Linked DNA regions of Homo sapiens: regions 1 and 3 are each linked to region 2. A link is a loop called in an ENCODE intact Hi-C map of the cell type or tissue named here. Cell type or tissue: PC-3. All regions are shown on one strand.

Region 1 (5,000 bases), 130 kb after region 2:
ACTTACAGTAGATCCCAGAAAGAACTCAATACGTTATTTATTCTAGAAAGCTTTCTTCCCTGAGCAAAGGAGGCAGAGCTAACGAGGAGAAGGGAGGAGCTTAGGTGAACAGAACTGAAGTCACAGCTGGTTAGCATGACTAGAATGCATGGAAAAGCCAGCCCAAATTAGATGAGTGGGTAGATAGAGAGCTTTGAAATCCTTGGAATTAATGGTGGAGTCCATCGTAATTGAAAGGTCGGGCCTTAGTGGGCTGGGATAGGGAGAGAAGCTGTCGGGGACCTGGGGCAGTGAGCCTGTACCCCGTGGCTTCTCACACACTATTTTGAAGGCGTTCCCATGCGCAATCTCGCCTGTCAGTTCAGGCTGTAGGTTTCTCCTTTCTAACTCCTGAGCAGAACAACACTGAACGGTGGTAGTCTTGCCTTGCCACCCAATGAGTGCTAGAAAACAGTCACTTCAACCAATTGGTTCAGTCCGGAGAACGTGAGCACATTCTACTTTACTTTCTGTTCAATGATTTTGGAAAACAACCTTTTAGATTCTGGTCAGAAGGGGCTTGGATCCGTGACTTTGAAACACTCGCCACTACCACAAACGACTTTGGAAGTTAATCAGAAATAAACAGTATCTGGGATCTCATCCGTCCTAAACCCAGGGGTCAGAGCGTGGGGGGCTTCCACTAACTTCAGGTTAAGAGGATGAAACAGATCCGCGGAGAAGGGTCCCACGATCCCTGGAGACTAAAAGCAAGCCACGAACAGCCGGGACGCGCGGGCCGGGGAGATGCGCCGGGGGCTGGAGGGCGGAGAGCACCCCCCGCAGGTCCCGGCCAGAGCCCGGGGCCGGGTCACCTGACTCGCGGAATTTGGGGCCGCGAGGGGTGGAATGGGAGGGGAATGGTTAGCGCCTCCCTTCCCGCTCCCACTGGATCCAGGTCGGCGGGGGCCGGCGCCCGGCGGCCACGTGGTGGTGCTGCCGCTGCCCCCGCCCCGCCGGCCTAGCCCGGGAGCTCGGCGCCCACTGACCCCCGCAGCGGGGGAGGAGGAGGGACTGCGGCGCAGGAAGCCGAGCAGGAAGCGAGCCCGGCGGCCGCGTTTTCCTGGGGAAGCGGCGGGCGGGGTGGAGCAGCCAGCTGGGTCCGGGGAGCGCCGCCGCCGCCTCGATGGGGTGAGTGCGCGGCACGGAGTTGGGAGGCTCCCGGCGCGGGGTCCCGGGCTCGTGTCCCCGCCTTTGTGTCTGGAGCTCGGGCGCGGGAGGCGCTGGGGACGGCGCCCGGGCGGAGCGGCTGAGCGGGCTGCAGCCGGGGTCCCGCCACCTCTCCCTGGTCCACCGCCGGCAGCCCACTGTCTGCGGAGAGCAGATCTGGGGACAAGAGGAAGGAGAGGAAGGTGGAGATGAGGGTAGAGCGGGAAGACCCGGCCAAGTTAGGAGAAGGGTTCTTCCCGGGTCCTCCGCGACTCGCAGGCCGGCTGGGGCGGGGCGCGGGGCAGGGGCCGCGGCGGAGGGAGCGCGGGTGGGAATGAATGAGCAGACCCGGAGATGCACCCTGGAGTCTGCGCCGGGTCCCACCTGTTTCGCCCCGCGCGGCGCCTCGCTGCCCCCGCGTCGGTGCTGCTGAGCCCAATCCGCCTCCCGGCTGAACTTGGAGGAGGTGGGGAGGGAGGTGCGAGCGGGAGACTCCGGGTGGCTCCCAGGACGCGGGGTCCGCTATTGTTCCTCCTCTGACTCCAGGGAGCCCCTCGGCCGGCCCAAGGGCGGGGGCGAGACCCCTCTGGGCCTGCCCCTGCCCCCTACCTTGTTTTCCCCGCCGCAGCTCGGGGAGAACGGATGCTGGAGTTGGGGCAGACTCGGGGCCGCCGGGACTTCGGGAGTAAGGAGGACGTGGAGCCACCAGAAAGGCGCCCGCCATCTCCCGCGACCCCTGCCTGGTGGGGGGTGGGGGGTGGGGTGTCGTCCTCAACCACCTTCGCTGCCTTCTTGGGCAGGTTGGTGTCGGTTTAGTTTCTGCGGTTTGCAGGGTTGACATCCTAACTCCTTTGAGTTTCGCATCCCCCTTTTGTGGAGGGGGCTCAGAGCCTGGAGAAGCAACAGACGGGGAATTAAGGCAGATGCAGCCCAGCACAGCGTGGAGGGGTCCGAAGTGGCCTCACGGGGGCCTGAGCATGGCTGTCTTTCCAGGCTCCTCTTTATTTGCCAGGAGCCCAGCTAAGCCCAACTTTACTCCCAGAAATGTTGAGGGGAATCTGCGGACTCGAGGCCCCTCGCCTCGGGACCAGCGGCTTCTCTTCGCCGCAGCTCACGCATGATCGGGGTGGGATTCCGTCTTCCTTCCGGGAGAGGAGAATGCCCAGCTGCCTGGGATGGGGAAACGTTGCCGGATCTCTGGGGAATGTGGTCTCAAGGCTGCAGGGGCCTGGCAGAGAGGAACTGTCCATCACTAGGACATAGCCGAAGCTCGCCTTAGCGAAGAGAGTCTCACCTCCTCGGGCTTTGCACAGAGTTGGAGAAGAGGTCGGGAATCACAGGGAGGCTGGATTTTGGCTGCTCTGTCCCCAGCCTGCAGGTCCCTGTTCGCCCTGTGGCTCGGAATTTTATTACTGATGTATATAATCTGATAATCTTTTCTTAATGATGCCTAACAAGTGTGATTTTTTTCCCCCTTGGGTTTGTAAGACAGTTGATTTTATGTGAGGAGATTGATCCAGTTCTTATATTTTAGCCAGTGCTTGTCTAACAGAGATTGGGAGAGCTATCCCGTGCTGGGCTGTTGCACAGTTTTCATCTCCATTCACTGAGATGCTTCAGTAATGAATTTATTGTTTTATGGCTTTTTGGAGATGGTGGTGGTGGTGGTGTGATTATAACCCTGCTGGAAAATCTTATTACTGTTATCTGAATTGAAGAGACAGAAAGGATGCTGAGCCCCCTAGGGATTCCGTAGGGGAATGATGTAGTGTCCCGCCCACCAGTAGTGAACCTGACAGTGAAATTCTCTCTCCAGTCTGCTAGTTTTCAAAGCATGTTCTAGGCAGGTACACGTACTATCACCTAGGCTTTAAAAGTGAAGAAGCAGATTTGGAGGTTAAGAACAACTGGGCCTTGGAATTAATAGAATGCAGTGGACAACTTTTGCCTCTCCTTCCTCCACCCCCTCCCTCCCTTCCTTCTTTCCTTTTTTTTCATCCTTTAAAAATAAAAATAAGGGCCAGGCATGGTGCTTATGCCTGTAATCCCAGCACTTTGGGAGGCCGAGGCAGGCGGATCATGAGGTCAGGAGATCGAGACCATCCTGGCCAACACAGTGAAACCCCGTCTCTACTAAAAATACAAAAAATAAAAATTAGCTGGGCGTGGTGGCACGCACTTGTAATCCCAGCTACTTGAGAGGCTGAGGCAGGAGAATCGCTTGAACCCGGGAGGTGGAGGTTGCAGTGAGCTGGGATTGCGCCACTGCACTCCAACCTGGCGACAGAGCAAGACTCTGTCTCAAATAAATAAATAAATAAATAAGTATGAAATATTTCTAACATACATAAAAACAGAGTATAGTAAGCCATTTTGTCTTCTACTTCCTAGGTTTAATAGTTGCTAATATTTTCATATTTGATCCATACCTCTCCCCCCCCGGAAAAATAAACTATAACTTAAATATTTGATCTATTCCTACTCCTTTGCCTCCATCCTCAGGTAACCTCTAATGTGAAGTTAGCGCACACAGTTCTCAAGCATGTTTGGAACTACACTGTATCCACAAAAAAATACATGTGAGTTTGTGTTTAACATTTTACATAAATGGCATAATTCTACCTATGTATAGCTTGCATTTTTAACTTACTATGTTTTTGAGATACATGTGTTAATAGATCTTTATTCACTTTAGCTGTTACAGAGAATCCCAGTGTATGAAAAAAGTATAGTATATTTACTCCCTTGCCAAGAGTAAGTTAGGGTTTCTGGTTTTTCACTGTTTTTTGTTTGAGCTGCGGTCTCGCTCTGTCACCCAGGCTGGAGTGCAGTATCGTGATCACTGCTCACTACAGCCTCAATCTCCTGGGCTCAAGCAGTCCTCCTGCCTCATCCTCCAAAGTGGCTGGGACCACAGGCACATGCCACCATGCCTGGCTAATTTTTTTCATTTTTGTAGAGACAGGGTCTTACTATGTTGCTCAGGCTGGCCTTGAACTCTCAGCCTCAAGTGAGCCTTCTACCTCAGCCTTCCACAGTGCATGAGCCACTGTGCCTGGCCTAGTTTTTCACTGTTACACTTTTTCTGCTGAGTGACACTCTATTTCCATTTTCATTTTTATTTTTATTTCTTTTTACTATAACAGTTTGTACAATAAACATCCTGAGATGTTTTCTTGTGCACACATTTTTCTGTTACACACTTATTTAGTTAGTTGCTGGGTAATGAAGTTTAGGTAATATTGCATTTATTATTCATTCTTCAACAAATATTTAGGGTGCTTGTATGGTCTTGGCTATCTGTTGACTAAAAAAGTGAAACTGATTAAATTCTAAGAAGATTACATAGTTGGCTGGATTATTTTTTTCTTTTTTCTTTCTTTGTTTTAATTAAGAAAAGTGGGACTGGTGTAGTGTTGCATGCCTGTAATCCCAGCACTTTGGGAGGCCAAGGCAGGAGGATTGCTTGAACTCAGGAGTTCAAAACTAGCCTGGGAAACATGGTAAAACCTCATCTCTACAAAAAATACAAAAATTAGCTGGGTGTGGTGGTGTGCCTGTGGTCCTAGCTACTCAGGAGGCTGAGGTGGGAGGATTGCTTGAGTCCTGGATGTCAAGGCTGCAGTGAGCCTAGATTACACCACTGCATTGCAGCCTGGGCGACAGAGTGAGACCCTGTCTCAGCTCCCAGCACTTTGGGAGGCCGAGGCAGGTGGATCACCTGAGGTCAGGAGTTCGAGACCAGCCTGACCAACATGGAGAAACCCCGTCTCTACTAAAAATACAAAATTACCCAGGCGTGGTGGCGCATG
Region 2 (5,000 bases):
CCAGACTCTGTCTCAAAAAAGAAAAAAAAAAAAAGGAAAATTTCCTTTTGGTCCACTTAATTGGAAAAGTAAGGTCACTGTACATATGTCTTCTGGTACGTGGATTAGCAAGTGCACACTCCAGAATAAATAAACAAAACAAGTCAGAGTGTTCCCCCCCTCCCGCCCCGAGAGCCCAGGTGACAGCTTCCATCTCAAATAATATGTGTTCAGATGCACAGAGGGAAAATCAGACTGGATTAAAAGGAAAACAAACAATAGGAACTGTATCAAGATCCCAGCAGAAGAAATCATTCAACTCAGGTGGTTTAGATGAAGAGAGTTTAATCACAGAGGTGCACAGGGTGAAAGGAGTAACCAGATGATGAAGACCCAGAGAGGAGCAACGGCAGGAAGCTGCTACCTCCCCTAAATCGGAAGAAACGAGAGAGGAAATGGAGCCCGGTGAGGCCTGGAGCCATGGTGAGGCCTCTACCAGAAGCGGGAGTCACAGAGTCACTGCCAGAAGCAAGGCTCAAAGCTGGGAGGGAGCATGGGGGACAGGACACCCTGGCATCCTCTGCCCTCCACCCTAATTCTCTTTCCTCCTGCCCTCCATTCTCCTGATGGAGCCTGGCTCTGATTCTACCTAACAAGAAACCAAGGCAAGGGAGCCAAGGTGATAGGATCCAAGGCTCAGACCAGGGCAGAGAGGAGGTTAGAGCAGGTCCAGTTGTGGTGAAGGAGGGGCGTGGCAAATAGTTTCATCTTTGTGCTTTGTCAACACAAAGACTAAACTAGGTCTGGGTGCGGTGGCTCATGCCTGTGATCCCAGCACTTTGGGAGGCCAAGGCGTGGATCACCTGAGGTCAGGAGTTCAGACCAGCTTGGCCAACACATTTTCCACTTATTTTCACCACAAACAGCTGTATTATCAGCATTATTATTTTTGAACTTTGTCAGTCTTGGTAACATAGAAATATTTACTTATAATTCCTTGGTGAAGTAACAGGAGTGTTGCTGTTACCGGAAAGGGGTCTGGATCCAGACCCCAAGCGAGAGTTCTTGAATCTTGTGCAAGAAAGAATTCAGGGCAAGTCCGTAAAGTGAAAGCAAGTTTATTGGGAAAGTGAAGGAATAAAAGAATGGCTACTCCATAGGCAGAGCAGCCCCGAGGGCTGCTGGTTGTCCATTTTTATGGTTATTTCTTGATGATATGCTAAACAAGGGGTGGATTATTCATGCATCCCCTTTTTAGACCTTATCGGGTAACTTCCTGTCATTGCCATGGCATTTATAAACTGTCATGGCGCTGGTGAGAGTGTAGCAGTGAGGATGGCCAGAGGTCACTCTCGCCACCGTCTTGGTTTCGGTGGGTTTTAGTCGGCTTCTTTACTGCAACCTGTTTTATCAGCAAGGTCTTTATGACCTGTACCTTGTGCTGACCTCCTGTCTCATCCTGTGACTTAGAATGCCTAACTGCCTGGGAATGTAGCCCAGCAGGTCTCAGCCTTATTTCACCCAGCCCCTCTTCAAGATGGAGTTGCTCTGGTTCAAAAGCCTCTGACACTATTGTTCTCAGGTTTTCAGTTATCCTTACCAAGCTTTCTTTCAGAAGCCTCTCTCTCAAGACGCCCTTGTGTCTTGTGACGTGAAATAGGAGGAGAGAAAGTGGAAGAAGCTGGGTGGAGAAAATGAAGGCAGGAGCCCTTCTTCTTACCAATAGAACAACTGTGGTTTAAAAAAAAGGAAATGGAATGAGAACTATGGAGGGAATTTTGCAGATAGGTTCTTAGGCTCTCTGGGACTAATGACATGGAGTGAAGGAAAATGTTTGGTCTTAGAGATGGTAAACAGGTGACTTACACAGAACAAAGAGATGTGATAAAAGAGGAAGTGTTAAGGAATTTGAATTGAGTACTGACAAAGACTGGTACTGTTGTCCTTATGCATTGGGCAAAGTGGGCTGCAGAATTGCTCGACCTTCCAGGTGAAGTTAATGTTGGCCGCTAGGTGGCAATCACATGTCTTCAATAACCGAAGACATCGCAGGCCTGAGTAACTGGCCTTCCTGGTGAGTTTCATCAGTCCATCCACTGTCAGAGAATTATAGTTTCAAAGTCTGCTTGGATGCATTTTAATATTAAATCAATTTGTGAGTGCTCATTATGATTCGTCAAAATCATGGCCCCAAGCAGCTACTGTTTTCAAAGTAAGTGATGTGTGGTTTTCCTTCCACTGTTTGGGTGTTTACACTTAGAGCTTCCTCCTACTTCTTCTCCTTAGGAACTTGACACTATTTCTGCCATAGAAATGATGTTCCAGGCAACTATTTCTTACAAAAACAATAAATAGAACAGGTCTTGGGTCTGAAACAATTGGCCAGCTGAGATTTTGTTTTGTATTCATTTGGTTTTCCTGCTTGGTAGATTTAAACAAAGCTTTCCAACATTTTACTTTCGAAGCAAGATTCACACTGAAAAAACCATGTTACAGCACAATGTTGTAGACGCTAATCTATTCTGATGGATGTGTTTTTTATAGGTCTTCATTTGATTTAATATATATTTAAAACTGAGTTTGTCTGCCTGGTGAGAGATGAAGGAAATACAAATATAATCACTTTACAAAATAAATGCCTAAGATGGGGAACACTCAGCATATAGTGTTTATATATATTCACACACCAAGAAATAATCAAATATAATGATGCCAGCATTGATCGTAGATTTTCATAGCCACATATTTCTTGAGTGGTTTGTGCTAGCAAGGGAGACCCAGAGAGTCAGATGCACTCAAGCTTTTGTAATGAGGTGGTGCAGCATCTTCAATCCCCAGGGTATCTCCTATAACTTTCTACAGGATCTGATGCCATGCTAGAGAGTTGCGAAGCTCTGAATAGCTTTGCTTACATAGAGTGTTGGGTGTTTTGAGATTTATTTTGGAAGAGAAAGGAGAGAAGTTTCTCTGAGACATAGCAGGTCATATGTGGCTGAGCCTACAGCAAGGCCAGTGAAAGTGATTATGAGTCACTCATAGCCTAGGAGTGTGTCCCAACAGATATTTCTGATTTGGCCCCAGGCCACCATCAGACTATGTTGTCTTAAGTTGTCATATCTGGTAACTGCAAAAATAAACCATTTTAGTTGTCATATAAGATATTGTCATGTAAGTATTGACCTCTTCAAATGAATAATCATCTCAAGACCTTCAAACAAGAAGTGGTTCTAAGGTTGCATATAAGCATTACATATCGATGAAAACATTGATCACAGACATATTACAGCTGAGTACCAAGTGCTACTGGAGTCACAGCAACATCAGTTCTGGATTATCAATGTTTATGTCCAAAGGGGAGATAAATTGTTGACAAGGTAGTAGTCAGGGTAAGTCAATAGTTCAGTGGGAAAGCATTAGGGACAGATCTTTTTAGCTTTACCCTCTTTACCCACCAAACACTCATTTTTAATTAGGAACAGATTCAATGTGAAGGATAGGCTCACTCATCACTGTGGTGAGACATTGTTCTCATGTCCTTCACTGCCCACACTCTTTTTATTTTTATTTTTTTATTTTTTATTTTTTTATGAGACGGAGTCTCGCTCTGTCGCCCAGGCTGGAGTAAAGTGGCACAATCATGGCTCACTGCAGCTAAGACCTCCCCCGGCTCAGGTGATCCTCTCATCTCAGCCTCCAAAGTAGCTAGGACTACAGGCACCTACCTGGCTGATTTTTCTATTTTTTTGTAGAGATGATTTTGCCTTGTTGCCCAGGCTGGTCTCAAACTCCTGGGCTCAAGAGACCTGCCCGCCTCAGCCTCCCAAAGTGCTGGGATTACAGGCGTGAGCCACACCACCCGGCCATTGCCTACACTCTTTATCCAGAGTTTATTTGGTGATTTTCACCTCATTTTTGTGCTCAGTCTTAAGATCTGATTAATGCCAAAAATAAATAATCTAATTTCAAAATAATATAAGTTCATATTACGTATAGACATGTTTGTGCACATATGCATATGATGAGCTTCACGTATACAACTATTCATACATTTATATTTTTATCATTCATATATGCATGCATGTGTGTAAGAGGACTTGGCCTTTCTTATTTAAAACTGATCATATATTAATATATATAAGAAGGACAGAGAATGGAAGGCCATACACCTCCATGTTAGCAGTAGTTATCTCACAAGGGTAGAATTACTTCCTTTGCTGATTTCTCTTCTATTCTTTTTTTGTCTGTGATTTTCATGTTTTCTGCAATAATCAAATATTACTTTTATAAATAGAAAAAACCCATAATGTAATGGTTTTGGAAAAGTGTATTTGACTTTAGTAACAAAGTAGTCTGTTCTAACAAAAAAGCAAGGTAAAATTGGTCTTAGGGCCTGACAGCTCAGGTGACCCTTAACTCACTGCTTAATTGGCACTGACTTGGCCAACATCACCTCAGTGTTTTCTCATCTGAAGCAGAGAAGATATTTGCTAAGCCCTATTCAGGGCTGTTGAGGAATCAAATGAGAAGGTTATCCGAAAGCACTTTGTGATTAGACTGCATATATAAAAACATGCTGACTTCACTGTGACAGTTGCATTTTCCGTGAACTGGCTGTGCACCTCCTGTTATAGGGAGTTCCCAGGAGCCGGGTCATGCCCGAGCCTTCCTGTGGAACTCCCCGAAGAACTTGGTCCCTCATTTGGGAACAGCAACAATCAAGAAGACCTGCCAATGTCAGAACTGGAAGAGTACCAGATTCCCAGATTTAGTTCCAACAGTCAAGAGTCAAGGTTTGTTTCATCGGATATCCTGACCATGGAATTCCACAGGAACTAGGGTGGTTGAATCAATAATAGGACACTCAGGTACATTTGAATTTCAGATACAGGTACATAACAAATAATTTTTAGTATGAGTATGTCCCAAATATTGCACAGAATTCATGTACATCAAAAAACATTTGTTGTTTATCTGAAATTCAAATTTAACTGAGTTTCCTGTCTGTATTTTTTTGTTAAATC
Region 3 (5,000 bases), 54 kb after region 2:
CTCCCTTATCTACAAAATAGGAATAATAATATCTACTTCTTAGATATTAAACCAAGGATTCAACAAGGTAATATAAAAAGACTTAGAATACTGCTGGACCCTTTATTAGTGGTGAACCAACTATTATATTTTATTACAGGTGGTGGAAACAGTAGCTGTAGTGCACTGTTTCATAAGGTCCTGGGGTTTTCTAAAGGGAGGCAATGTGTGGTCTTCTCTCCAACCCTTTTCCTGCCACCAGCATGGTTGGCATGAGCAAGTTGCCTTGGTAACCTGAGAGCAACAGTTGTTGACTTCAGGACTTCTACATACAGCAGAACGCTGCCTGGTTCTATTCCCTTCCCTGGGAGCATTTATAGGACTTGGAATCACGTGGTCTGCACACCTGACTTGATGAACTACTTGTTTAAAGAGCTGGAAAAACCCAAAACAATAAGGAGAGCAAAAGCAATGTGAGAAGAAAGCTGCCTCAGGTACGGGCCTTTTGCTCTCTGAGGTTGTTTGGCTATCACTTCCTCCACATGCACATAGGAGTAACAACCTAATGAAATGCTCAGAAGGCTGCCAACACCCATCTCCAAGGCTCTGGAGGTGACTTCAATGAGACCCACTTAAGGAGCCCCACAGGCTCTCCTGAACACTATGCAGATTGGCTAATGAAATCCATCACCCCTCTTCTTTGACAGCTTCTTAATTAACCATCCTTTTAGTAAATCCAGCTGTGTACAATGCATAAGCCATGGGCACATTTCAATGAACTTTAAATAATGATTTTTATAAAATTGGTGAAAAAAAATTAAATGAAAACCCTCTGCCTAAGCCTTTTATCTGCAGCAATTAGCAAACATTACCCCAAGTTGCCTGTCTAATTTATAAGGTCTTGAGGACCTGATCTTTTTTCTGTCCCCACTAGGATTGCACAGATAGGTTTTAACTTCTGCAGAGAGGTTCTTAACTTAGGGACCAATAGACCCACAAGTGTTCCAAAGAGAGAATTCAGCAAGTCCATGAAGTTGGATGGAAAAAGATTACAACTTTATTTTTGCCAGCCTCAAATGGATATTTAGCATTTCTTTCAATTCAAAAGGCTGTCAGCAAACTACAATTCTGTACTTACAGCAGTCCCTACTTTTTTACTAGTAAAAATCAGATATTTTCATATCAAATAATAATTGTTGCAGATACCTTGAAATAGCATTTACTAATAGCACTACTTCTAAATTAAAATAATCAATAGAACTGCCACTAGGTCTTATTTAATGCATTAGGAAAAAAAGCACATACATTATTATATCACAAATGTGTACTTTAAGCATTTTGATAACTGTATTTTAATATTACTACAGTCTGCTGTGGAATTCTATGAATTTTATTTTATGCATTTTAAAATATTCCTCTGAGAAAGGTTCCACTGGCTTCACCAGGCTGCTGGGGGTTCCCATGGCATGAATAAAGTTAAAAACCCTGGAGCAAGGGGCCCAATTCCTGGCCCTCCTGCTGATCAATAGCACACCCTTCTTCTGTCATCCTCATCTTCCACTCTTTTTTGTCCTTCTAGTTACCCCCACCTCCTTCCCAGCCCTAGGCACTGCGTTGCATTTCATTTCTGATAACTCTTCCTAAAGTATGAACTAAAAGCATAAGGCTGGGCTCTCATGCCTGTAATCTCAGCACTTTGGGAGGTGGAGGTGGGAGGATTACTTCAGCCCAGGAGTTCAAGACCAGCCTGGGCAACATAGGGAGATGCTCATTGCTACGAATAATTTTTTTAAAAAATCAGCCAGGTGTGGCAGCATACATCTGTGGTCCCAACTATTCAGGAGGCTGAGGCAGGAGAATCGCTTGAACCTGGGAGACAGAGGTTGCAGTGAACCAAGATCACACCGATGCACTCCAGCCTGGGCAACAGAAGCAAAACTCCGTCTCAAAAAAAAAAAAGCCACTTACACTTATATGTCCTATGGTTGCATAGGCACCCCTGATTCCCTTCTCCCATAAGAGCTTGTGGGGGCCTCCCACTCCCTGCTCACTGTGAGAAGCGCATCGCCCTGCCAGAGGCCCCTGTGCCACCATGGAGCTTCAGCGGGGCGGGTTCACCGTGGTGCATTACAGAGTTTTCCTAAAATGACACCCTCCATCCTGTGGTTGATACTGTGGTTTGGAGATTTTTAATGAGCCCATAAACTATCTTTATAGTTGTCCTTGTTTGTTTTTAAAACATTGGAGTTATCAGCAGGATCCTGAGTCTCATTTCACTCTTCAAGCAGATTCTATTTTTGGCTTGGCAAACTTTGAGAGTGGAAGCCTTTTCCACGAAGAAGAAATGGAGCCAAAAAGAAATGGCTTCCTAAAAAAGCTTCATGTGCTTCTGGAAGAAAAATGATGTAGGAGGTGGAAGTCCAACCTAGAAATAGAACAGAGGCCAGAGGCAGGAGTCCTCCTCATGGGAGCATGACCTGTGGTAGCTCTGGGCTGGGCCTGCAGAAGGCGCCATGCCTGGTGAATGCCCTGCTCCCGCCATCTTGAGATGAGATGCTTCTCAAGTGTGGAAGAATCAGTTCTGCATTTTCATTTTGTACTGGACCCCACAGATTATGTAGCTGGTGCTGGCCAGCTGGGCTGTGTTGTGAGTAATACCTCCTTGTGTTCTCAGAGGATAAGAAGGGAGCTCAGTGGGGGGAAATGGCACCTAAGTTGTAAGGGTGCGTGAAGGCTTATTTTAAACCTCAACTCGACTGAAACATGCGGTGTCCAGATTAAATATTATTTCTGGGTGTGTCTGTGAGGGTGTCTCTGGATGAGATTAGCATTGAATCAGTGGACTGAGTAAAGCAGACCGCCCTCCCCAGTATGGGAAGACATCCTCCAGTCTATTGAAGGTCTAAGTAGAAAGCGAAGGTGCTGGAAGAGGGTATTTGCTCTCTCTGCTTGACTGCTTGAATGGGAATGTTAATCTTCTCCTGCCCTTGACTGGGACATGTACCATCAGCCCTCTGGCTCTCAGAACTTGACCACCAGCTTTCCCGGGTCTCCAGCTTTAAGATGACAGACCGTGGGACTTCTCAGCCTCCACAATTGTGTGAGCCGATGCTTCAAAATGAATCATATACATTAGATTTTATTTTATTTTTTTTTGAGATGGAGTCTGGCTCAGTCACCCAGGCTGGAGTGCAATGGCGCAATCTCAGCTCACCACAACTCCGTCTCCCGGATTCAGGCGATTCTTCTGCCTCAGCCTCGCAAGTAGCTGGGATTACAGGCACCTGCCACCACACCCAGCTAATTTTTTGTGTTTTCAGTAGAGATGGGGTTTCCCCATGTTGGCCAGGCTGGTCTTGAACTCCTGACCTCAGGTGATCTGCCCACCTCGTCCTCCCAAAGTATTGGGATTACAGGCGTGAGCCACCGCACGCAGGTTCCATTTTAAACTGATTGGATCTCCCCTGGGAGAGCAAATCTGACCTAGAGCAAAGGCCTTGTTCAGCCTGGGGTGTCCTGTTGGGTCCAAGCATTCATGAAGCTACATCTTTCAGACCCTTAGGTCTCAGGAGCCTCCTTAGAGAACCCAGAATTAGAGTGTGCCCATGAACTGTATTCATTTGCTACCACTGCTATAACAAAGTACCATAAACTTGGTGGCTTAAAACAACACAAGCTTACTCTCTTACAATTCTGGATACCAGAAGTCTGAACTCATCCTTATAGGCCTAAAATCAAGGGATCTGGAGGCCCCAGGAGAGAACCTGTTTCTTGCCCCTTCCAGCTTCTCATGGGTGCCAAGAATCCTCGGCTCATGACCTCATTACTCCCATCTCTGCCTCTGTGGTCATTTTGTCTCCTCATCTGTGTTAAAGCTCCATCTGCCTCCCTCTTATAAAGACACTGACAACCACATTTGAGGCCCACCAGGAAAATCTCTCCATCCCAAGGTCCTTAACTTAGTTGTATCTGCAGAGTCCCCCTTGCCACATAAGGTAACATTCACAAGTTCCAGGGATTCAAGCATGCATGTCTTCGGTGGCCATCACTCAGGCTACCATAGGAGCTGTTGTGAAAGTTTGTGCTCAGCCAAGAAGCCCAGTGTCTTCCTGCAGCCCCAGGCCACTCCAGCACTTCCCTCACTGCTCTCCACTCTGGGCCTGAACTTCCAGAAGGCTCCCTGAAGCAGATCCACACCTCTGCAGCACCACTTCCCCAACCTTACCAAAGTGTGCCTGTGAACAGATGCTGCAAGAGGAGAAAGGAGAGGGGGAGGAAGGAGAAGGAGAAAGGGTAAAGGGAGGGAGGGTCACTCCAACCTTGCCTGCTGGTTAATGCAATAAACTGAATTGGACCAAGATGTCGATCACCTCTAATGATGGCATACATACTCTTAATACTTAATTTGACTCAAAGAAGAGACTAATAAAATAATTCCAGGCCCTGGAGAGGTCCACAGGGAAGACACTTTTGTTCAGGCACTGAAAAATAAACTATATCCATTTACCAGTAGGCTGGTCTGACCACTGGAACCAATGAACGACAGCAGTTCAGGCATTTTATAAACCCAGAGCACTGGCCAGGGATGAGCTCTGCAGCAATGGGTTTGCCTCTGTTTAGCCTCAGAACCTGGCTGACAACAGAACAGGGCCTGCGGGAAAACAAGGACAGGTGGCCAGTTATCCAAAGGGCTTCCTGCTCCACCATCTCCTACTCTCTCTGGACAGTTCATACACCAGAGAAAATGGCCTAAATATACGAACCAGATGATATGAGTCCCTTGGGAATGGGACTCATAAATACCACTCTGGGTGGAATTTAGCACAAATGGGATGGTGTGCAGAGCCATCCCTGAGCTCCCGTGAAGTGAGTGGAGTCGTCCTCTTTGTTATTCTCCCCTAAAGGCCCCTTCTGTCTTTACCCTGCCTCATAAAACTCCCCACACATTCAGCCCCCAGGGCCTGACACTGTTTCTGTCTTTGCGGCCCTGTCAGCAAGGGTTCAGGGGATAGTGGAGGAAC

What was found. A loop is a pair of places that touch in the nucleus more often than their neighbours do. Peaks named below come from ENCODE experiments on the same cell type or tissue, not always from the same donor. Only the 100,000 strongest peaks of a DNase experiment are listed, where the experiment ranks them.
Region 1: it touches region 2 in a loop (10-fold over the local background); 38 of 110 quality-filtered maps call a loop at or near these places.
Region 3: it touches region 2 in a loop (3-fold over the local background); 5 of 110 quality-filtered maps call a loop at or near these places.

What each region holds. Positions count from the first base shown.
Region 1 is chr5:34,655,306-34,660,305 of GRCh38, forward strand. RAI14 (retinoic acid induced 14) reads left to right here and starts at 1,023. Exons shown (of 18, transcript NM_015577.3): 1 at 1,023-1,170. RAI14-DT (RAI14 divergent transcript) reads right to left here and starts at 868. Exons shown (of 3, transcript NR_183264.1): 1 at 688-868. RefSeq lists a silencer at 981-1,030. In PC-3, a CTCF peak has its summit at 2,913; a DNase peak (open chromatin) is centred at 956; H3K4me3 peaks cover 3,963 bases; H3K27ac peaks cover 3,028 bases.
Region 2 is chr5:34,521,323-34,526,322 of GRCh38, forward strand. It overlaps LOC124900958 (a long non-coding RNA gene), which reads left to right and starts at 4,634. Exons shown (of 3, transcript XR_007058727.1): 1 at 4,634-4,769. RefSeq lists an enhancer at 1,709-2,232. In PC-3, a CTCF peak has its summit at 1,993 (motif pointing right); DNase peaks (open chromatin) are centred at 1,989 and 3,029; H3K27ac peaks cover 3,324 bases.
Region 3 is chr5:34,574,889-34,579,888 of GRCh38, forward strand. No RefSeq gene overlaps it. Among named protein-coding and RNA genes, the nearest start is that of RAI14-DT, 79 kb to the right of the region's middle. In PC-3, no CTCF peak of the experiment used is centred here; no DNase peak of the experiment used is centred here; H3K27ac peaks cover 1,300 bases.